Regions from separate parts of the Homo sapiens genome. Here regions 2 and 3 are each linked to region 1. Evidence: chromatin loops called from intact Hi-C (ENCODE). Cell type or tissue: GM12878. All regions are shown on one strand.

Region 1 (8,000 bases):
CACACATAGGTTCACTGCAGCACTATTCACAATAGCAAAGGCATGGAATCAACCTAGATGCCCATCAACAGTAGACTGAAAAAAGAAAATATTGTACATACACACCATAGAATACTATGCAGTCATAAAAAAGAACAAGGTCATGTCCTTTGCAGCAATACGGATGGAGCTGGATGCCATTATCGTAAACACACTAACGCAGGAACACAAAATGTTTACCTCCAATAAGTGAAAACCAAACACTGAGTTTACATGAACACAAAGAAGAGAACAGAAAACTAGGCCCACTTGGGTGTGGAGGGTGGGAAGAGAATAAGGATAGAAAAACTATCTATTGCCTGTAATCCCAGCACTTCAGGAGGCCGAGGTGGGTGGATCACTTGAGGTCAGGAGTTCGAGACCAGTCTGGCCAACATGGTGAAACCCCCTCTCTACTAAAAATACAAAAGAAATTAGCTAGGCATGGGGGCATGCACCTGTAATTCCAGCTACTCGAGAGGCTAAGGCAGGGGAATTGCTTGAGCCTGGGAGGTGGAGGTTGCAGTCAGCCAAGATCGCACCACTGCACTCCAGCCTGGGCGACAGAGTGAGACTCCATCTTAAAAACAAAAAACAAAAAACAAAAAACAAAAAACCATCTATTGGGTGCTATGTTTACTCTTTTTTTTTTTTTTTTTTTCTGACACGGAGTCTCGCTCTGTCACCCAGGCTGGAGTGCAGTGGTGCGATCTTGGCTCACTGCAAGCTCCACCTCCCGGGTTCACGCCATTCTCCTGCCTCAGCCTCCCGAGTAGCTGGGACTACAGGCTCCTGCCACCACGCCCGGCTAATTTTTTGTATTTTTTAGTAGAGATGGGGTTTCACCACGTTAGCCAGGATGGTCTTGATCTCCTGACCTTGTGATCCACCCGCCTCAGCCTCACAAAGTGCTGGGATTACAGGCATGAGCCACTGGGCCTGGCCTACTATGTTTACTCTTTGGGTGACAAAATAATCTGTACACCAAACCCTCATGACATGTAATTTACTTATATCACAAACCTACACATGTACCCCTGAAACCAAAATAAAAGTTAAATACATCATGGCATTATTATTGAACTCTAAAAAGGCAGACAAGCCCTCTCTTGCTGTGGCTTCAACCCTAAACTCCTTGGCTTGGCTTCAACCTGCCACACAACTTTCAAGTGAACATTTATGATGTATTTACTCTATTTCAGGTATTGGGAATAATAAACAGGAATGAGCAGTCTTTGCCCTCAAAGATCTTAGAATCTATTCCTTTTGCTCCACGTTCTCCTCTCTGTCAAAACACACCAGTGCATGCTGTCCTGACAAGCCTGGTCTCTTAACTGAAGCCTCTCAGCCCCGTGTGGGCACATGCTCTCCCTCACCTCCCCGGAAGGGCCCCTCATTCCTCTCGTCCATAAGCTGCCCTCACCTTGTGAGTTCCACTTCCTCTACACGGACCTTGACCTCTTCGTGGGGAGCACTTGCTTCTCTGAATGCAGGTCCCCATTCTGGTCTGGCCCACACCATCTAAGGTTTCATTTAGATTCAGTTCAAATGCCTCCTCTGAGTAAAAGGCAGTGTAGTCTCATAGAAACACCATGCATGAATCTGAGAGAGCTATTTTACAGCGTGGGACCTTAACCAAATCTAAGTCTCCCTGAGCCTCAGGTTAGACTTCTGTCAAATAGGGATATTAAGTTGGTTGTTGTGAGGACCATATATGATAATGTTTGTAAAATGACTTATAAACGTTGTAGGACTGATGAAACTTAATAGTCTTTCTTCTTCTTCTTTTTTTTTTTTTTTTTTGAGAGAGTCTCGCTTTGACTCCTAGGCTGGAGTAAGGTGGCGTGATCTCTGCTCACGGCAACCTCTGCCACCTGGGTTCAAGCAATTCTCATGCCTCAGCCTTCCAAGTAGCTGGGGTTAAGGGCACACACTACCATGCCCAGCTCATACTTGTATTTTTAGTTGAGATATATTTTTAGCAGAGATTTTTAGCACCACGGTGGCCAAGCTGGTCTCGAACCCCTGACCTCAAGTGATCTACCCACCTTGGCCTCCCAAAATGCCAGGATTACAGGCATGAGCCACCACACTCAGCCCAGTCTTTCTTCTAACAACAAGATATTGATTCTGGAAAGCCCCGAACAACCCCACAAAGTACAAAAACAACTATAATAATAATACCTCTTATTATAACTGTTGCTTTTATGTGCAAAGCATCTGCTCAATTTTCCGATGTGGCTCTTCACTAATTTCTTATGGTCTCTTCTCTCTCATCATGAATTTTTTTGTATTTTATTTATTGCTTATTTCCAACTCTTGTGCCCCACCCAAAATAATGCCAATATGGACCATGCTGAATAACTGGTTGGGACCAAACACAGGGCTGCCCAGGAAACTCTTCCACTCAGAGAGGTGTAGGCCTTAGCTCCTCCCCAGGTGCCAAAGTACAAAAAGAGGCTGAAAGCACTGGGCTGATCTTATGATCAATAAAAGATAAGTGGGAGAGGCCAGGCGCGGTGGCTCACCCCTGTAATCCCAGCACTTTGGGAGGCCGAGGCGGGCGCATCATGAGGTCAGGAGTTCTAGACCAGCCTGGCCAAGAGACCAGCCTGGCCAATATGGTGAAACCCCGTCTCTACTAAAAATACAAAAATTAGCTGGGCGTGGTGGCGGGTGCCTGTAATCCTAGCTACTCGGGAGGCTGAGGCAGGAGAATTGTTTGAACCCGGGAGGTGGAGGTTGCAGTGAGCTGAGATCACACCACTGCACTCCAGCCTGGGTGACACAGTGAGACTCTGACTCAAAAAAAAAGAGTAGAGCCTCAGTGGAGAGCCAGGGGAGACAATGGGAAGACCATCCAATCAATTCAGTTACAGCTGGAGCTGAGCAGGCAATCCTGATTTAGTGCCATGGGTTAACTTTGAGCTGATTCTCCTGGTTGGTTTCATATTTTCAAGCATACTTTAAGGTCTTTGGAGGCAAAGATGGCAGTTACCTGCAGACCTTCCCAAGCACTTTGCAGGATGTTATACACAGAGAAAATGTCAACAGTTTGTACTGATGAAGGAGACAAAGAGAGAGACAGGCATGCAGAGGGAGAGGAGATAAAGAAAAAGGGATGCCAGAGAAAGGATCTTACTGTTGCTTACCTCTTTTTGAGTATTTCTTTCTTTTCAAATATCTAGTATAGTGGTTTCCAATGAGAGCAGGACTGATTCCTAGTGGGGTATTTTGGAAACCTCTGCAGGTGTTTTTTGTTGTTGCTATAATTAGAGGATGCCATTGGCTAAATTTAGAGGTGAGGTCAAGGGATGATCAACATTCTGCACTCTACAGGGAAATTCCACACCACACACAATAGTCCCTTGCCTCTCATGACTTTCAAATGTCTCAGCAGATAGTCATTTTAGTGAAAAAGACGTCAATAAGCAGCTATGTATAAAATCTAAACCACATTTTACATTTAAACTCTGAGTGTTTCTGCACATTTTAATATGTGCTGAGTTTTCTAGCAAAGCATCTACCATGTAAATTGAGGGAAGATCGTACTCCACTTTGTTTGGAATTTTACCAAGAGCTGCTCGTCATTTTGTAAAGTAATGATACCAGTAGCAGTGCTGCTGGCAGCATCTGAGTCATCAAACGATGCACCTGTATCTTTCTGCATTTGTAGCTGTCATGTGTAAAGGAATTCTGTTGATGCCTGCACAAGATCATTTCGTCCTGTCTTCTAGAGCACTGGGGTGGTCAAATATCTTGGCTTGCCTGGGACTGAGGGGTTTCCTGAATGTAGAACTTTTAATGCTAAAATTGGGAAAGTTCCAGGCAAATGAGGATGAGCGAGCCACTCTACTGAGTATTAACATATTGAGATGCATGATACTTTCAAAATGATACAACCTACACTTTTTCATATCTCTCTTTTTTTTTTTTTCTTTGAGATGGAGTTTCACTCTTATTGCCCAGGCTGGAGTGCAATGGCGTGATCTTGGCTCACTGCAACCTCCGGCTCCCAGGTTCAAGCCACTCTCCTGCCTCAGCCTCCCAAGTAGCTGGGATTAAAGGCACCCACCACCATGCCCGGGTAGTTCTTTTTATTTTTTATTTTTTTTATTTTTTTGAGACGAAGTCTCACTCTGTTGCTCAGACTGAAGTGCAGTGGCACTATCTCGGCTCACTGCAACTTCTGCCTCCCGGGTTCAAGTGATTCTCCCGCCTCAGCCTCCTGAGCAGCTGGGACTAGGGGCACATGCCACCACCATGCCCAGCTAATTTTTGTATTTTTTTAGTAGAGACGAGGTTTCACCCTGTTGGTCAGGCTGGTCTTGAACTCCTGACCTCGTGATCCACCATGCCCAACCAATTTTTTGTATTTTTAGTAGAGGTGGGGTTTCACCACGTTGGCTAGGCTGGTCTCGAACTCCTGACCTCAGGTGATCCACCACCTTGGCCTTCCAAAGTGCTGGGATTACAGGCGTCAGCCACCGAGCCCAGCACTTTTTCATACCTTCTACATACACAAGGTGCTGGGCATATGAAAAGTGATGGAAAAAAATATTAAATGAATGGGAGAAGAGGGAGAGAAAAAACAGGCCATTTTCTCAGAGTTGCTAAAATTAATTCTGTTCTATGAGTATGCGACTTTCCAGAAATGTGCAGCTGATACCAAGGCACACCTTCTCACCATCCCACAGTTTGAAGACATTTCATATTCTTATATTTTCTGCAAAGTATTCTCCAAAACATCTTTGGAGGGGAAAGGAGGTTGGTCTGCCTTCTGAAAAGGAATCATGATATCACAGGATCACATATTTCACAGGAACTTCAAGGTTACTAAATCTGGATAATCTTTTTCACTCAAAGGGCCTCAAACATATATTGTTGGCCAATGTATCTAGTCTTTTATTTTTATTTATTTATTTATTTATTTTTTGAGATGGAGTTTCACTCTCGTTGCCTAGGCTGAAGTGCAATGGTGCAATCTCGGCTCACTGCAACCTCCGCCTCCCAGGTTCAAGTGATTCTCCTGCCTCAGCCTCCCAAGTAGCTGGGATTATAGGCATGCACCACCATGCCTGGCTAATTTTCTGTTCTTAGTAGAAATGGGGTTTCACCATTTTGGTCAGGCTGGTCTCGAACTCCTGACCTCAGGTGATCCACCTGCCTCGGCCTCCCAAAGTACTGGGATTACAGGCATGAGCCACTGTGCCCGGCCTAGTCTGTCTTTTAAAAGGCAATACAACTAGACAGGTGCTGTGCTTGGTGACAATGGTAGAGACATGGCGCTTACCCCCTTATGCCTGGCACGCTTTGCATATTGACACTGCCTGCCTTCCACCTGCATACATGTGAGTCTGAGACCTCACTGTTATCAGGACACAAATCACCTCTGGAGTTTTGATAAGTCATCCGGAGCCTCACCTTGAACATCTGCTTTGACATAATAAGGAATAACTGGGAAACAGTTCTCTTTTTGATTCATTTGTGGTCACAAGAGGAAACCAACCACAGCTTACAGGAAAATAAGGAGTGTGGAAAAAGAGTGGGGTGCTGTGGGCTAGCTGATGTCCCCAGAGAAAACTCAGCTGTCAGCAAGATGGCAATGCTCCTGCATCCAAAACACAGCTGCTCATCTGTAATCTTGAGGCAATTTTGTTCAGGGGATAACTGGCTGAAAAGAAGAGAGCTGAAGTGAGAGGCCAGGAACTTGTTTCTGACAGTAATATCAGAAGATAAGGAGATGGAATGCCCTCTTTTGTCAAACTGCACCTCTTTTCACTCCACCATCTACAGGACATGCACCAGGGAGGGGGAGCCAGGCTGAATTTGGGGACAGGGAATGGCATAGTCTACTCACTGGAACAGAGTCTTTGTGTTTAATATGAGGGGTTTAGAAGCTTTTTCAGGAATCTTGCCTAATCCCATATAGAAGATGAATACTGGGGTGGGACTACCAGGGTTTGAATCTCTGTTTCATCTCTTCCTATTTGCATCACTTTACCAGTCAAAGGCAAGTTGCATATCTCTTAATTGGTCTCCTTATTTGTTAAATAAGGATGATAATAATAGGATTTATGTGATAGAGATGGTTATGAAGACAAACTGAAGGAGATCAAGGTAGAGAAAATGTTTAGACCAGTTCCTAGTACCTACTTGATAATCAGCATCAGTGAGTCATATTTATTTATTTATTTATTTATTTATTTATTTATTTATTTATTTATTTATTTTGAGATGGGGTTTCGCTCTTGTTGCCCAGGCTGGAGTGCAATGGCATGACTTAGGCTCACTGCAACCTCCGCCTCCCAGGTTCAGGGGATTCTCCTGCCTCAGCCTCCCAAGTAGCTGGGATTACAGGCATGCACCACGACACCTGGCTAATTTTTTGTATTTTTAGTAGAGACGGGGTTTCTCCAAGTCGGTCAGAGTGGTCTCGAACTCCCGACCTCAGTTGATCTGCCCCGCCTCAGCCTCCCAAAGTGTTGGGATTACAGGCGTGAGCCACCGCACCTGGCCTAACTCATTATTTTTTTCACAGCTTTATTGAGATATAATTAGCATACTGTACAATCAGCCATTCTTTTTAACCATGTCTGCTGCCCAAACACCATCCAGAGCCCCTAATTTGGATAGGTGTTATTAGAGAATATTGTCTGTGAAAGGAAAATAAATCTTGGGACCCCAAAATCACTAAGCCAAAGATAAAAGTCAAGCTGGGAACTGCTGGCAACTGCCTCAGGCAAACCTGCTTCCCATTATATTCCTAAATAAGATAGCTACAAAGATTTTAAAAAGAAAAAACAAAAGCTACGTATCTTCCTCACAATTTGGCCACAAGGAAATTCCCTGTGAAACTCAATATCTTTATTCTAAAACAATTCTGCTGAACTTCACCTGGCAATGTAAATTGATAGCTGATTAGCTGATCTTCACAGGTGTGGGACAGACAGTCCTCCCTCTGCTCACCTGAGACAAACGCATACCTGGATTGCTTCCTCTGCCCTATTTATGTAAAAATGCAGATTCATTGAGCCAGACTAAGGCAAAAGTGACTATTTCTCCACCACTCTTCTCACTGTAAATTGTGTGTTCAGTGAATGGATGATCAAAGACTCAAAAGAATGCAACCCTTTGTCTCTTATCTACCTATGACCTGGAAGCTCCGCCTACTACTTCGACTTGTCCCTCCTTTCTGGACCAAACCAATGCACATCTTATACATATTGACTGATGCATCACGTCTCTGTAAAATGTATACAAGCAAGCTGTCTCCTGACCACCCTGGGGCACATGTCTTCAGGACTTCCTGAGGCTGTGTCATAGGCATGTCCTTAACCTTGGCAAAATAAACTTTCTAAATTGATTGAGACTGCTCTCAGATACTTTGGGTTCATATGTCCTTTAAATGAAGTAACATTTCCTTTTTGGTTCTCTTCCCTATCCCACTGCACCCCGCCCCCCAGCCCAAAGAATACTAGGTATTAACTACACCCAAAAGGTGCTCTCCAAAGGTATACATTCATGACCAGATCATAAGCAAGGAGGGCAGAAGCAGAGAAACTCAAACGGCGATGTCAGAGTGTGGATAACTAACATTAGCAGAACGTGCACACAGGACCTTTTCATGCACGCAACATGCAGCTTCGGTGACATGACTCGGATGTGAGTCATGAGGTGCTGCCCTGCGATTCTTCGGCTCGGTGACAATTGCTGGAATCGAAGGACAGTGGGGAGCCTTCTGAGCCTGTCACAGTGCTCTTTTCTCAGGTCACAGAAATAACTTTCCTGGGAAAAGTTTCCAAAGAGATGAAAAAGAAACAGCTCAGAGCTGCGTGGCGGCTCACCGCTAAGTTTTCAAAGTGCCACTGGTGACAAGAAATTCTGGGAGGAATGTTCTCAGAAAAAGCCCCACCTGGGGCGTGAGAGACCCTGACACTTCATATGTACAGATTTCTTCCTTCTTAGTTGAATCAGGAGAT
Region 2 (8,000 bases), 150 kb before region 1:
GCTTCAGACAAGTAGCTGGTCCTCACCATGTGAAAATGGGCATTAGTGAGTGGAGAATGAGAAACACATGCATGTATGGGGGTTTCTCATCCCCTTTACTGACTGACTGGTTGATTGACTAAGATGGAGTCTCACTCAGTCGCCCAGGTTGGAGTACAGTGGCACGATCTCGGCTCACTGCAACCTCTGCCTCCCGGGTTCAAGCGATTCTCCTGCCTCAGCCTTCCTAGTAGCTGGGATTACAGGTGCGCACCACCATGCCCAGCTAATTTTTGTATTTTTAGTAGAGACAGAGTTTCACCATGTTGGCCAGGCTGGTCTTGAACTCCTGACCTCAGGTGATCCACCCGCCTCGGCCTCCCAAAGTGCTGAGATTACGGGCATGAGCTACTGCGTCTGGCCTCTCCTTCTCTTTATATGCACACACAGGTACATACCCTTGAGTTGGGGAAAAAGACATTCCCAGGTAAATGGCTCCAGGAACCACTTTCTAAAAAGCATCCATATGGTGAGCTCCTAACAGCAGGAGCTGTATCCCCTTCATTTCTGAACCATCTGAACCTAGCAATATCCAGGTTCTATATCCAATGTTAACAAAGATTTTCTGAGTGGTGGATTCACAGATGAATTTTATTGGCTTCTTTATACTTTTCTGTAGTTAATTAATTCCCTGCATTTTTCTCAAATGAGCTAATGCATGTCAAGTGTTTTGTAAACTCTAAAGTGCTGCAGAAACTTAAGCAATGTGGTTATGATTATATCATGTACCTTTTCAAATCCTAACCTAGGCTTGCTTATTGCTGACTGCGTGGCTGATGTGATCCATCTTGGATGTTCAGCAAGCCTCTGTTGGATGTCCTCAGCCCCTGTATGTTAGGAGAGGGAGTACTGGTCAACGGAGATGCTCCGAGGACTTCCAAAGTACACCTTGCCCTAGTGGGATGGACTAGGGCAGTCCTGGAGAAGAGGCCACCTCCAGCTCTGAACTTCATGGTACCAATAATGGGATTTGGTGGCATCCACATCCCAAGCTCACTTGCAGCCCTTGCTGCAGTGTATAAAGGGTATTATCTAGGGAATATTGTCATTTACCAACCACAGTGGGTATTGTAGAAAAAAAAGGTGGCCGGGCACCGTGGCTCATGCCTGTAATCCCAGCACTTTGGGAGGCGAAGGAAGGCGGATCATGAGGTCAGGAGATCGAGACCATTCTGGCTAACACCGTGAAACCCCGTCTCTACTAAAAATACAAAAAATTAGCTGGGTGCAGTGGCGTGCGCCTCTAGTCCCAGCTACTTGGGAGGCTGAGGCAGGAGAATCGTTTGAACCTGGGAGGGGATGGTTGCAGTGAGCCGAGATCACGCCATTGCACTCCAGCCTGGGTGACAGAGTGAGGCTCTGTCTCAAAAAACAACCACCACCATCAAAAACAAAAACAACAACAAAAAACAAAAACAAAACAGGAAAGAAAGAAAGGTATGCTGTCAGACGTACCTGTCCACAGGACTCTGGGGCAACCAGAAGCCATCCTTGAACTTGCATGTTCATTTCTCCTCTACATGGTGCTTTGCACCTTGATCCACCTAATACTAACTGGGTACCTACTATGTGACTGGCGCAATGCTAAATGTTTTCAGGTGCATTGCTTCATCAATTTAATCCTTCAGCACACATATCTGTTGTACAAAGGAGGAAACTAAGGCTCAGGAGCTTTCAGTAATCTGCTTCAGTGAGCGAGAAGAAGTCCAGGATGGGAATCCAGTCTTCGGACCTCAAACCAGGGACATTTCACAACACAATTACTTCTTCCCAGGAGATGGAGGTGAGAATCAAATGAGATGGTGGAAGACACAATGTTCCATGAACGAAGCAGGCCATAAAAAACTGTGGTCCCAGTGCAGGAAAAAGACGAAAGGAAAAAGAAAAACCCACTCAAAAAAAGAAGGGAACACATTATAATGTTAACAAAGATTTTCTGAGTGGTGGATTCACAGATGAATTTTATTGGCTTCTTAAACTTTTCTGTAGTTAACTAATTCCCTGCAATTTTCTCAAATGAGCTAATGCACGTAAAACTGCTTTGTGAACTGTAAAGTGCTACCCAAACCTAAGCAATGTGGTTATGATTATATTATGTACCTTTTCAAATTCTAATTTAGGCTCGCTTATTCCTGACTGCGTGGCTAATGTTATCTCAATGGGGAGACTCTAGCAGTTTAGAAACTGCCTCCTTGGCCAGATGCGGTGGCTCACGCCTATAATCCCAATACTTTGGGAAGCTGAGGCGGGTGGATCACCTGAGGTCGGGAGTTCGAGACCAGCCTGGCCAACGTGGGGAAACCCCATCTCTACTAAAAATACAAAAATTAGCCAGGTGTGGTGGTGGGTGCCTGTAACCCCATCTACTCGGGAGGCTAAGGCAGAACAGCTTGAACCCAGGAGGTGGAGGTTGCAGTAAGCTGAGATCATGTCATTGCACTCCAGTCTGGGCAACAGACCAAGACTCCATCTCAAAAAAAAAAAAAAAAAAAAAAAAAAAAAAGCCAAAAAAACAAAAACAAAAAGCCAAAAACAAACAACCCCCCCCCCAAAACAAACAACAAAAAAGCCAAAAACAAAACCTGCCTCCTTTTCACCCAGGGTTTGGGTAATTTCTCTGGGGAGCCATGGAGCCGGAGGGAGTATTTCATTAACAGGGTCTGAATGCTACTGTACTCTGCTCTCTGGCCACTGCCACAGGGAACAGAGGGCTCCTGACAAGGGAGGCACAGAAACAAAAGACAGATTTCTCCTGAGATAAAATGCATTTGCTAAACTGCTTCTTTGGGCAGCCAGCTGAGGCAGAGGGAAATTTGGACCCAAGGGAAAATGGCCCGTTAGGCAGTTTGCATTTATTTCTCCTCATCTTTAAGGACAGTGGCCTAGACTGACTTTTTGAGCTGCTGGAAATGATGGCTGGTTATACCTGAGGATCCAGAGGGAGTACAAGTGCATCCTGTGCTCTGGCCTTAGAGACTTCTGTTCACAGTTGCGCAAACTAAGGAGTGAGATTATGGGGATAACTGAAAAGCGAGACCTGATATCTCTGACACTCATTTTCTATGCGACCTTGAGCAAGTCATGTCTCTGAATTAGTAAGACAAAGGGTTTGGACTTCCTAAAGTGACGCTCAAGGATCACGCACTCACTGGGTCAGGTAAAGTGGGGAGAGCTTTTGCAGGTTCTTTCTCATGTAAGACTCACATCAACTCTACAGATCAAGAACCACTCTTAGTCCTCTTTAGTAGAAGAAGACATCCATCATCTGAAAGGTTTAGCCATTGCTTAAGGTTATACAATGCGCGAACAGAGTAGCTGAGATTCAAACCCAGGTGTATTTCCTCTGAATTCTTGCAGGTAACCAACTCACTACAATGCCTAGTTGGTCAGCCTCTGGGCTTCTTTCTAGTTCTAACAGTAAACGATTCTGTGACTGCAGAGGACTCAACACATGTATTTCACATGGTGGCAGAAACATCCTGTGCTCACCAATATCCATATTTTGCTCTCTTCCTGGGCACAGAGCTAGGCTGTATCTCCAGCCTCCTTGCAGTTAAGAATAACTCTGTGATACAGCTCTGGCCACTGGAGTCTGGAAAGGCTCTGGCTAGTACAGGCACCACTCTGAAGCCTTGCTCAGGAACAAATTTTATTCGCCTTCTTTTCTTGGCTGACAGCCAGAGCAAGAGAATCCTGTAGAGCAGGCTGGGGTTCTGTGGAGGGCAGAGCCACAAGACAAAAGGAGCCTGGGTCCTTCAACCTGCAGAAAAACTACCTGCCAATCATGAACACCCATGTGGACTTTCTGCAAGGTTCCAGCAGGTTGAGCCACATTACAGCTGCTTGTGCTACCTTGACTAACAGGCACATTTGAATGCTTGTAGCCTGTAAGTGATGGAGACATAGTACGATGGACCAATTAAGGAGTCTGGGAGGCCCCGTTTCTTCCTTCCTGTGACACCCCTCCTTCTGATGTCTTGGGGCAATGGGTGAAATCACTGATGGGGAAATTACCACTCAAGCATGTTGCTTTGCACTTTCAACTTGCTTTCACTTTTTGGTGGCTTCGTATCCACTATTTCATTTTTACTCCTCCCCAGCGCTTGCATGAGACAGGCAAGGCTGCCCTTAGGGCCCTCAGTTGACAGATGAGGGCCCAAGGTGCTCAGAGAAGCTGGGGCTCCAACTCTGGTCTCCTGAAACCTAACCCAGAGCTTGTCCCTGTGGTTTCCACAAAGCAGTTACATCTTATTAAGCCACACAGACAGGCAGAAAAAGCTCACGACCTTCCTCGTTGCCTGCTGTGTGTATTAATCAACAAGTTCCAGGAACCCAAAGCATTTTTTTACTAAGGAAACCAAACTATGAGTCCATTTTCATTCTTTTGCAGGGAGGTAGGGGGCTGCATTCAGGACTGTTGAGTGAAGGTTCAGAGAGGGTCTGCCCAGCCCTGACCTCGACTTGGAGGAGATAAGAAAAAGGCTTGGTCTCCTCCCTCCCAGTTATCAGTATTAATTCACGCATCACATACAATTCATAGGCTCTTATTTTATGCCAAGTCTTGTGCTAGGAATGGGGAATGAGCTCCTGCTTCTGCACTTGTATTATTCCTATGGTCTAGGAGGAGAGGCAATGAAGCCAGTCACTAATTACAAACACAGTGCAATCACAACACAAACCTTAATTCTGGGGGGCCTTTGCCATCTGCCACATTGTTCTAAGCTCCTGGCCCTGTCTTACTTTATTGATTCCTCTTAAGTCTATCAGATAGGAATAACTAATTTCCATCGTACAGATGAGAAAACTGAGGTGCAGGGAGTTTAAGCAGATCACCAGGAATCCCACAGCTGGCAGTCCAGCTGGGATTTCACATGAGGCAGCCTCATTCCAGAGCTGCCTTCTTATCTACTGCACAAGTAAGAGATGCCACTTGAGAAAGGGAGATATGGTGGAAAGGAGAGGAAGGGAGGGAGCTGCTTTATAGACAAGGGAGGGCCGAACACCTGGCAAGTGCAGAGAGATGACAACCAGTGCCTAGAGGGGTCAAACAGGGCTCTGTGTAAGTTGCAGCTGAACAGGATCAAAGCAGCCAGGCCACAAGGGGAAACCGTGGCCCAGACTTGTATCCACTGAGTCTCTTGATCCCACAGCTCCTCTTCCCTTCACCCCCTCTCTCTGGAGCTTAACACATTCCTGGAGGGTCCTTTGGAGACTGGCCTTGAGCAGCCTAGCCTGTCTTAGGGTTTTGGGTCTGTCCATCCTGGGCTCTGCTGCCTGCTGCGTGACTGAAGAGTTGGCGACATGCGGCTCGCACGTGAGAGCAGGAATGCATTCTGGGCTTTCTCCGGGATTCTTCTGAGATACAGCTGTTTCCACAGAGCCATCTGTTTCTTGGCATTGTCTTGCAGGGTGATGCCATACAATGTTATAGAATCTGTTTATATGTGTCTTATTTTTAACTTCTAGTTGAGGTGATGCTGTTGTTTTTTCCTCTTAGCAGGCTTAGTGTCAGGGAACGTGGCCTTGGAAGTGGCCTGTCACCTTCATAGCGTGAGAGAGTTAAGCTTGGAAGCCTTCTTCATTTCAGAGGTGAGGCAGTGATCTCCCAGCAGTTGAGAGAGCGGGTATCCAAGACAAGCTTTCTGGAAAATACTCGTAACAATAACTGCCTAGATGGTGCAGCACTTTGAATACTTTAACCCCTTTAACTTTCCTCAAATAGCCTGGTGTGGGTGCATTTACTGACCATTTTACAGATGGGAAAACCGAGGTTCATGTAAGGCTAGAGTTATGCCTAAAATCATAGATCTGGTCTAGGGCCACGGGGTCTTGCTCTGTCGCTCAGGCTAGAGTGTGGTGGTGCCGTCTCGATTCACTGCAGCCTCGACCTCCCAGGCTCAAGTGATCCTCCCACCACAACCTCCTGAGTAGCTAGGACCACAGGCATGTGTGGTTTGCTTATTTTTCACAGAGACGAGGTCTCACTATGGTGCCTGGGTTGGTCTAGAACTCCTGGGGCTCAAGTGATCTTCCTGCCTCAGCCTCTCAAAGTGCTGGGATTACAGGTATGAGCCACTATTCCCAGCTTGGGCCAAATTTTCTGAGTCCAAGTGGAGGGATGCTTCTGGCACACCACAAATGCTTCAAGAAAAGGACTTGTTATAGTTCATTTGTTCAACAAGATTTATTGAGCATGGATCTGGTGCCAGGCACTCTTTAATGAAGATGTACTGATGAATAAAACAGATAAAAAGCCCCGTAGTCACAGAGCTTACATTCTAGTGGGTAGAGACATGATCAACAAAAATAAATAAGTCATGATTATATTAGTGATAAGTACTATGGAGAAAAATGAAGGAGCCCTGGAGAGAGGGAGTGCTGGGGTATGGGACAGGCATTGCAATTTTAGATAGAGGAGTATTTTAAATAGTCGTAGAGAGACCACTCAACTATGAATCAGGGCTTGATACCGGCTTCAGCCCTGCCACCAACGTGTTCTATGAATTCACCTCTCTGAGCTTCTATTTCCTTCTGTATAAAATGGAGATAACAGCAGTGGCTCGCGCCTGTAATCCCAGCACTTTGGGAGGCTGAGGTGGGTGGATCACGAGGTCAGGAGTTCAAGACCAGCCTGACCAAGATGGTGAAACCCCAGCTCTATTAAAAATACAAAAATTAGCCTGGCATGGTGGCAGGTGCCTGTAATCCCAGCTACTCGAGAGGCTGAGGCAGAGAATTGCTTGAACCCGGGAGGCGGAGGTTGCAGTGAGCCGACATTGTGCCACTGCACTCTAGCCTGGGTGACAGAGCGAGACTCTCTCTCAAAATAATAATAATAATAATAATAATAATAAAATAAAACAAATAAATAATAAAAAAGGAGATAACAGGAACTACCTTGAAGGGTTAGTGAAAGAGTAAGAAAACCGTATCCATATAACAACTAGGAGAATTGTGGAATAACCTGGATATATGTAATAATGTAACTTACTATTACATTAATATGACATACATAGCTACATCCATTTGGGAAGCACTTCCTTGTCTTGTGGCTTTAGAGTTAGGTAGACCTGGTTTCTAATCACGGCCCCAGCACTTAGGAGTTGTGTGGTCTTGAACAAGTAAATCATTTCTTTGAAGCCTTCCTTTCCTTATCTGTGAAATGTGACTCATAATGACTCCCACTCTTTGTGGTGAAGATTAAAGTTGTATTTCCCTTTCTCTTTCTTTCCCTGTAGAAAATTTCCAATTCCCAAAAGCTAGAGGCAAGCAGAGAAAGGTCTTAGAACAGCACAAAGAGCTGTGCTCATGCAGGAGAGACCAGAATGACTAATACCTATCGTAGGGATACCCAGCAGGCTTTGGTTCCCTGCTATCACTAGGAGGCTAGGAGACCAATACTGATTACTCAGAGTGCTGTTTTGAGGAGGATAAAGAAGCTGGGCATAGGTGAATAATGCAGTCATCAATTAGTGATGTCTGCTGTGGGCAGGGGTTGGAGACACTGGCTGTTGACTTACAATTCCATATACATTCAAAAATTCATTGGTGTCCAGTGTATTTTTTTTTTGTAGTTTGTGGATGTTTGGTATGTTTCATAATCTAGCTTTTAACATAACAACAGATCATTCTTTTACCATCAGTCTTTCTAAATTAAATACCTTTGTGGGTTTTTTTTTTGTGGGGGGAAGGGGGCGTTGGCTGCCTTGGAAAGAAGGAACAAGGAGGCGAGCCCAGAAAGGGTTGTTCTGAAGCTGATAAGCAGAAAGTGACAGCTGTCAGAAAGGAATCCACAGAATAAGCAGTGAACAGTCTGGGGCCATTTCCTGCCAGGTTAAACAGTATCTTTCCTCCTCTGGACAACCCCCTCCACCTCCTCCAGCCTTTTCAATGTAACCACAGTCATCAAATATTGTAAACTTAGTTTAATACTAAACTGAGTTTAGTGTTTGCTTACTAAA
Region 3 (8,000 bases), 96 kb after region 1:
AGCCCACAGCTCTGCAATGTCAGTGGCAAAGGTGATATCCGTGTCAAGGACGATGACTCTCTCCAGGTTGGCAGGAAGAGTCTTGGTCAGGACAAGCTTCATCAGACCATAAATCCCAGAGTAATGTTTATTGGGGATCCAGGAAACTTCAGACTAGACAGAACAAGGCAGAGAGAGAGTTGGAGAAAGGGAAAAAAAATTGCTATATTAATTCTTTGCTTAAACATTATAAATAGTGCCTAGCACACAAAAAGTATCCAATAAAAATTTGTTGAATAAATGAATGAGTTTTCTTTTAAAGATTTATATAATTTGCATTTTGACATGTGAAGTTTTCTGGAGGAAAATGTATCTGAATTAAGGGAGAGGAAAAGTAATAGTTATGAAATAATTATTACTGCAAATCCTATGTTGAGATTTTTAAATAAAACTTTTGTTATTATAGAAATTAAATAGATCCACTAGAGAAAAAAAGGATATGCAAAAACATAAAGGTCCAAAAATTGAATCCCACTACAAATACTTTTGCAACCAGTATCAAATTGTTCCTATGTACGTATATTTCTTTAAATCATATTCCATTTACGTGTCATTAAAGATTAGTGGGCAGTAGTATTGTTAAAGCTTATGCTTATTCTTTTAAAACTGTAATTGAATAGATTACTACTGCTGCCTTCTCTTTATTCTCAGATAAATAAGAGGACCTAGTCATCACGCGACACTCTTCACCTGACAGCAATAGAGGACACACACATAGGACAGAAGGAGGACCTAGTCATCACGTGACACTCTTCACCTCCTAGTCAAGGAGGACCTAGTCATCACGCGACACTCTTCACCTGACAGCAATAGAGGACACACACATAGGACAGAAATGAACCACCCATGGAGCACTGACATTATGATCCTCACATAACATAATGGAACAATCAATGGCTTGCAGGTGGGCAGAGTCATCAGCGAGGTACACACACGGGTGCCATTTTGTGTCCAAAGGCAAGGATAAAAATAAAAGCACCAGTGTGATGAAAGCTCTCATCTATGCACAGTCATTTATGAAGATCACTGTGGGCAGAGGCCCCAACCTAGCTGCCATGGGGAGTTTCCATGGGAGCCAAAGCACACTTATTTTCAAGAGGGTAACACTTTTAATAGAACCCTTTAAAACAGGGAACATGGCCACCTTCTCAGGATTCCAAAAAATATTGATCTCCTTTGACCTTACAAATACCATGTTGAGGAGATGTTCTTAAAAAAATTCAAATTTAAAAATTTTGTTTTAGACACCAAAGTTTTATTCCCAAAGATGTTCATCACCATGTTACCAAAGAACAGCCATCAAAATGCCCCAAAATGGAACAATTAATTCAAACATGATACTCTTGTTTTTCTGATAGCATACTATGTAATTGTTTAAAACAATGTGGATCAAGATATAATTTCTAAAAACCTGCATATGATGTTAAAGGGGAAAAAAGCAAGCTTTAAAACTGCTTTTACTTAAAAACAACTACGTGTAATCAAACCAAATGAAACACATTCACCCAAATCTATGCAAAGGAAGAAAAAAATAGCAGCAAGACATCAAACTGTGTGCGGAGCTGGCTCCTTCCGGGGGGTTCTTGGTCTCGCTGACTTCAAGAGTGAAGCTGTGGACCTTTGTGGTGAGTATCACAGCTCTTAAAGGTGGCGCAGACCCAAAGAGTGAGCAGCAGCAAGATTTACTGTGAAGAGCGAAAGAACAAAGCTTCCACAGCTTGGAAGGGAAGCCGAGAGGGATGCCGCTGCTGGCTGGGGTGGCCAGCTTTTATTCCCTTATTTCTCCCTGCCCACATCCTGCTGATTGGTCCATTTTACAGAGCACTGATTGGTCATTTTACAGAGTGCTGATTGGTCCATTTTATAAAGTGCTGATTGGTGTGTGTTTACAATCCTTTAGCTAGACACAGAGCACTGATGGTACATTTTTACAGAGTGCTAACTGATGCATTTACAATCCTTTCGCTAGACATAAAAGTTCTCCAAGTCCCCATTTGACCCAGGAAGTCCAGCTGGCTTCACCTCTCATCAATTTCAAAAAAAGCATCCCCAACTCTGTGTATGAGTCCCTGTCACCCTACACCCAGGCATCATGGAGGTGGGGAAAAAGGACAGAAGTTCAAATCTGGGCTCTAGCCCCACACAAAGCATTTGATCTCTCTAAGCCTTGGTTTCTTTACCTGTAAAATGGAGTGTGTTTCAGAGATGGAATGGGTCTCATGAGTCAGCATGGGGAACCTGTCTCATAGCTGCCCTAAATTGGCCTCCTGTGTGCCACCATCACTAGACTATGATGTTAGAAAAAAATGTGGTTACTTAGTTTTTTTTTAAGAGTAGTTGCTCATTTTTAAAAGTTGGTAAAATGGAGACGATGCCTACTTCACACAGTGGTATAAAAATTAAATTATATTAAAGGACTCAAGGGCGTGGTACACAAAATATACTCAGTAATAAGCTCCCGCCCTTCTTCCTGATCCCTCTATCTTATTCCATGTATTTAGCTATCAGTGCCTCTTTTGGTGCTTCCAGATGAAGGTAAGGGTCTGTGGGATGTATGCAGGAGAGCAAAACACCCTGGGTGGTAGATTCAGGCATGCCTGGATTTAGATTCTAGTATCATCACTTAATCGCCATGTCACCTTGGACAGGTTTGCTCAGCTTTTCTGAGTTTCTGCTATTTATAAAGGTCATGATTTCTTTTTTAAAAAATTTTTAATTTTAGATTCTGGGGGTACACACGCATTTTTGTTACATGGGTACACTGTGTAATGGTGGAGACTGGACTTCCAGTATACCTGTCACCTGAATGTTGAACACTGTATCCAGCAGGCAATTTCTCACCCCTCACACAGCTCTCACCCTCCCCTCTTTTGGAGACCCCAGTGTCTATTATTTCCAGCTTTGTATCCAGGTATGCCCGTTGTTTAGCTTCCATCTGTAAGTGAGAACATGTGATATTTGATTTTCTGCTTCTGAGTTAGTTCACTTAGGATAATGGCCTCCAGCTCCATCCATGTTGCTACACTTACTTCATCCTATCAGGCAGTGTGTGGGTGGAAACAGCACACTCTCCTGGGGAATCTAAGGAAGATTTAATAAAAGGACTATTTAATCTAAGTATATGCAGAATTAGGGGCAGTAACAAGAACCGTGCAGTTACTTGAGGAGGGGAAGAGTACTTGGGGCCATTACCACCCCAAGGCCAAAAGGGCCCAGGCCAGCAGATGCTGGAATCCAGAGAGAATTGCTGTTTGAGTAAGGCCACCTGGCTGAGGCAGTGACCTTCAGCAGAGGGACACAGCCTACCTGTGGCAACGCATAAGCCAGAACAGGAAAAAACATCTCAACCTCACTTCCCTCCTGCCCACCAGTCTCCCGGGAGGGCAGCCCTCCAGTCAACCCTAACGGAAACCAGAGCGAAAGCGAGACTAGAGATGCTTTATGCATCAGCCTCATGGAGCATAAAGTGAGGGTTACGGCAAGAGAGGACCTAGAAGGAAAAACCTCACACAACCGAGTCATACAGTTAACACAAGGGCAAATTAAATGAACAACAACAAAATCAAAGCACAATGCCCTGGCTGGGCGCAGTGGCTCACGCCTGTAATCCCAGAACTTTAGGAGGCTGAGGTGGGCGGATCCCCTGAGGTTGGGAGTTCGAGACCAGCCTGAACAACAGGGAGAAATGCCATCTCTACTAAAAATACAAAATTAGCCGGGTGTGGTGGTGCATGTCTGTAATCCCAGCTACTCGGGAGGCTGAGGCAGGAGAATCACTTGAACCTAGGAAGCGGAAGTTGCGGTGAGCAGAGATCGCACCATTGCACTCCAGCCTGGGCAACAAAAGCGAAACTCAGTCTCAAAAAAAAAAAAAAAAAAATAAGCACAATGCCTTGTATATAATAGGTACAAAACACATATCTGGAACAGATGGATGGATGGATGGATGAATGCATGGATGGATGGATGGATGGATGGATGATGGATGGCAGGCAGGCATAGGAAGGCGGGCGATTTGTCTACAATCCCACAGCCAGCAAGATGCAAAGCTCTAAGAGTCAGAATTTGCCAGGAGAAGGTTTGTGTTCTTTCCCCAAACTACATTATCCTTCCTTTAGAGTGAGCCATCACCGTTAAGATCCGAGGACTCAGTGAGGAATTCCCTCCCATGTGCTTTATAAACATCTTCCTCATGAAAGCCCTGGCCTTTGGAGCTCAGCTCAGCTTCCTCTCTCCTCTAGCAATCTGCCTGAACTGAGGCTTGGCAATCATTAGTCCATGCTGCAGAGCTGTGCTATTTAATCAGACCTTTGATTAACTTATTCATCTATTTTGGTTACCATCAAAGCAGGAGAGCTGGGTGAAGACTGAACACGAGAGTGATGGGTTAAGCTGTCTAATTAGATTGCCCTGACTCTCCGTTTTATTTTTAACACACATGTGAGGCACTCAGTTACACTGCAAAACAGGAAGACTACAGGAATAAATTAATCTCAACATGAGCCCAGTCCTGAATGTCACTCCAAGTCCCCAACTTAATACATAATCAATTAAGTCCAAGTGTTCAATTAGTTGTAAAGGAGGCAATGGGATGAGTTTGTATTCAGAAAGAAAGCCCCAGGAAAAGGTGGAAAATTAAGAAATTTGGTGGTGGGGAAAGAACAAGTGGTAAGAAGCAGGTACATTTATTACAAATAGCTCACCCTCTTAGAGACGGCATGATATCTAGCACTCTTCCCCCACCTCCATCCACATTCTCCCCCTCTTTCAAGTCTCAACTTAGAAATCACTGCCTTCCAGCCACCCCCACCCCCACAGCCCCAGGCTGGATTAGGGGCTCCCAAAGCAAGAAGCAAGCTGTTTCCCTTCCTCCAGCACAGCATGTTATCCTGCTGGGTTCAATTTTCCATGCCCCTCTCCTGCACTTGACTGAAACTCCTTGAGGCAGGGACGATGTCTTTTTGACTGTGGTAACAACACAGTAATTATTCAAAAACTGTTTGATGAATGTGCATGACTACGGAGTCAGCCAGGCCTGAGTTCATTTTTCTCTGATATTTTCCTCACCTAGGAGCAGAAGTGTTCATGATTGCTAAAATCCAGGGTCAGGACAGAACAACAGAAGAGGCATAGTTTGTTGAGCCCTGAAGCCTGGGCTATAGAACTGGTTCTACTTTTAATGAGCTGTGTGACCTCAGGTAACTCACTTAACCTCCTTGAGTCTTAGTTTTCTCATCTGGAAAATGGGGGCCTACAATGTTATAGTATTCACAGGAGAAGGCACAGCATCCAGCCTCATGCGGGGCAAGCAACAGGTCTCCTCTAAGCCCACTTCTCCTCTCAGTGAATGCCTGTCAGCAATACCGAAGTTCAGATGACTCAGAATTTGGGGCATGATAAAAGCAGCAAATTCTGGTACCTTTGAAAGTAAAGGGGAAGTCAGGAATGCAGATGGTTTTGTCAGGGGAAATAAGTCACTTGTCACCTTGTCCTATGTTTCTGTAAAAAATGAGGCAGGCGGATCATGAGGTCAAGATATCGAGACCACCCTGGCCAACATGGTGAAACCCTGTCTCTACTAAAAATACAAAAATTAGTTGGGCATGGTGACGTGCTCCTGCAGTCCCAGCTACTCGGGAGGCTGAGGCAGGAGAATCGCTTGAACCCAGGAGGGAGAGGTTGCAGTGAGCCAAGGTAGCACCACTGCACTCCAGCCTGGCAATGGAGCGAGACTCCATTTCAAAAAAAAAAAAAAAAAAAAAAAATCACAAGCTGAAATCTGGAAAATGCAAAGTCCCTCCCTCTGGTAGATCTCCAAAACTGGACAGCACACTTTGGGTTTGAGGAGGAGGAAAAGTGCGTGGGAGTGATTAGCCATGCAACCTTTTGGGGCAGTCTCTCCATGCAATCCACACTGGTATTAATCTCATTTCCATGCCGCAACACACTTCAGTCCAACCAGGAACTTCTTACATCATGGGGTCAATGGAGAGAAGAGCACCCTCGAAGGCAGGCTGAGGAAACCTGGAGGGCACCAGGCAAATTTTCCCGAGAGCACCCCATAGAGAAGTCAACACCTGGCAGAGTAATATCCCACCATGTTGTTCATCACTATCAACACGCCAAAGGGTTCGTGTAATTAAAATGATAATAAAAATGAGAGTTAGTTTATTTTAATGGGCAGATCATTATCCTTGCAATGGCTGTTAATAATTCTAAGCAGCATGGTCTAAACTTCAATCAGCAAAAATGCAGTCATGCCCAAGATTATCACCTAATTCACTTATGTAAAGGGAGCACAGGCAACCCCAGGTTTTAAGGGTTTTATGTAAACTGGGGGGTTGGGGATGCTCTCAAAGGGAAATCTGCCTTCTTGAAGAAGCTGCCAATTACCAGGCAGACCCAAAGGGGAGCATCTATGAGGCGGTGTAAGTGATTCTAGGGTATATCTGATGCCAGGTGGTCCACAGAGAAGTTGACCAGATTAGCAGTATGAGCATGGAGGCAGAGAGCTGGACAGTGGACACACCTCACCTCTACAGGTGACTGCCCAAAACACAGGGGATGGAGGAAAGCCATGTCTCAATGGTGATGACACATTTCTGACCTTTGATAAATAAGGGAAAAACAGGAAAAGAGACTGGTTTTGTCAGGAAATGATGCTCACTCCTTCTCCAAGATGTGGATTTCCAGGAGTCATTGAGATACCCCAGTAAAGATAATAATAGAAAATATGCCTAGCACGTGCTGGGTGTCAGGCATTGTGGCAAGACCTTTATATGGGCTGACCTATTGAAACTCCTCCTACCAAGATTAAGGGTTGTCTATTATTTAGTACCCAAAGTTTGGTGGTCCTTTTCCTTACCTCAACTTTCAGTCCCCCAGTCCTAGATACTCTACTCTGAACTGATGTGTTTCTCTCTTTCCCTCCCTTCCCACTGGACCTGGCTTATTCAATGTGCTCTTCACTCTTCTGATTTACTGCAGGGTCAGGACTGAGCCTCTGCCTCCCTCCAGACACATTTTCATTCTCCAAGCAGTTTTTCAAACAATTAGGTACAATGTCTTTAGAGCTGGGCATTCCTGGCTTCCAAATCTCTCCAGGCCTTAATTTTCTCACCTGTAAAAAGGGTAATAGTAGTATATCCTGCTTCCTTCCTAAGGCGTTACTATATATGTAATCTGTAAGCTCTCCTCTGCCATACTGGAAATATTTTTTGCTCAAAATAGATTGCTTACCCATATTAACATTTTGCTGTGGATTACAAATCACCTTGACATATTTTAAAAAATTAAAAAAAGAAGTCATCCCAGCTGCAGAATGTTTGAAAAGTCATTTGCCTTTCATGTTGTTTCTGAGTGGTTGTCTTGGCAACCAACCTATATGTTCAGAGTATAATTGTTAAGAAACAGAAGTGGGGCGGGGCTTGAGATGCTGGGACAGAGACACTGGCAGATGCCTTGGAAGAAGATCGTGAAATGAGCACGAGCTTTGGAGTCTGGCTGGCCCAATTCTGAATCCTGACTCTACCACAACCAGCCTGGCAAAGTCACCTCTCTAAGTCTCAAGCTCCCCACCCATAAAATAGAGAAAACAATACACATTGCATGAGGTTTGAAAAAGCATTAAATGAGGTAGGAGAGTCAAAGTGCCTAGCACAATGCTTGCCACATCAGGGCTCGATATGAGTGTTTAAAATGACACATGCCATTAATCCCAGCACTTTGGGAGGCCAAGGTGGGCGGATCACTTGAGGTCAGGAGTTCAAGACCAGCCAACATGGTACAACCCCATCTCTACTAAAAATGCAAAAATTAGCCAGGCATGGTGGCGCATGCCTGTAATCCCAGCTACTTGGGAGACTGAGTCAGGAGAATCCCTTGAGCCCGGGAGGTGGAGGTTGCAGTGAGCCAAGATCGTGCCACTACACTCCAGCCTGGGCGACAGAGTGAGACTTTGT

What was found. Peaks named below come from ENCODE experiments on the same cell type or tissue, not always from the same donor. Only the 100,000 strongest peaks of a DNase experiment are listed, where the experiment ranks them.
Region 2: it touches region 1 in a loop (6-fold over the local background); 2 of 110 quality-filtered maps call a loop at or near these places.
Region 3: a loop joins it to region 1, with 6 times the contacts of the local background. A loop is called at or near these places in 2 of 110 quality-filtered maps.

The regions. Positions count from the first base shown.
Region 1 is chr22:33,469,227-33,477,226 of GRCh38, forward strand. The region is part of intron 6 of LARGE1 (LARGE xylosyl- and glucuronyltransferase 1); the gene reads right to left. Among named protein-coding and RNA genes, the nearest start is that of MIR4764, 37 kb to the left of the region's middle. RefSeq lists enhancers at 3,069-3,148, 3,289-3,348, 3,359-3,428. In GM12878, no CTCF peak of the experiment used is centred here; DNase peaks (open chromatin) are centred at 1,135, 1,505, 3,355 and 3,725; H3K4me3 peaks cover 1,335 bases; H3K27ac peaks cover 5,011 bases.
Region 2 is chr22:33,321,717-33,329,716 of GRCh38, forward strand. The region is part of intron 10 of LARGE1 (LARGE xylosyl- and glucuronyltransferase 1); the gene reads right to left. Among named protein-coding and RNA genes, the nearest start is that of MIR4764, 110 kb to the right of the region's middle. RefSeq lists an enhancer at 3,750-3,799. In GM12878, no CTCF peak of the experiment used is centred here; a DNase peak (open chromatin) is centred at 4,065; H3K4me3 peaks cover 446 bases; H3K27ac peaks cover 1,831 bases.
Region 3 is chr22:33,564,867-33,572,866 of GRCh38, forward strand. It overlaps LARGE1 (LARGE xylosyl- and glucuronyltransferase 1), which reads right to left. Exons shown (of 15, transcript NM_133642.5): 6 at 1-153. Among named protein-coding and RNA genes, the nearest start is that of MIR4764, 130 kb to the left of the region's middle. RefSeq lists an enhancer at 1,094-1,163 and a silencer at 4,777-5,071. In GM12878, no CTCF peak of the experiment used is centred here; DNase peaks (open chromatin) are centred at 918, 1,005, 3,375 and 3,835; H3K4me3 peaks cover 1,257 bases; H3K27ac peaks cover 3,352 bases.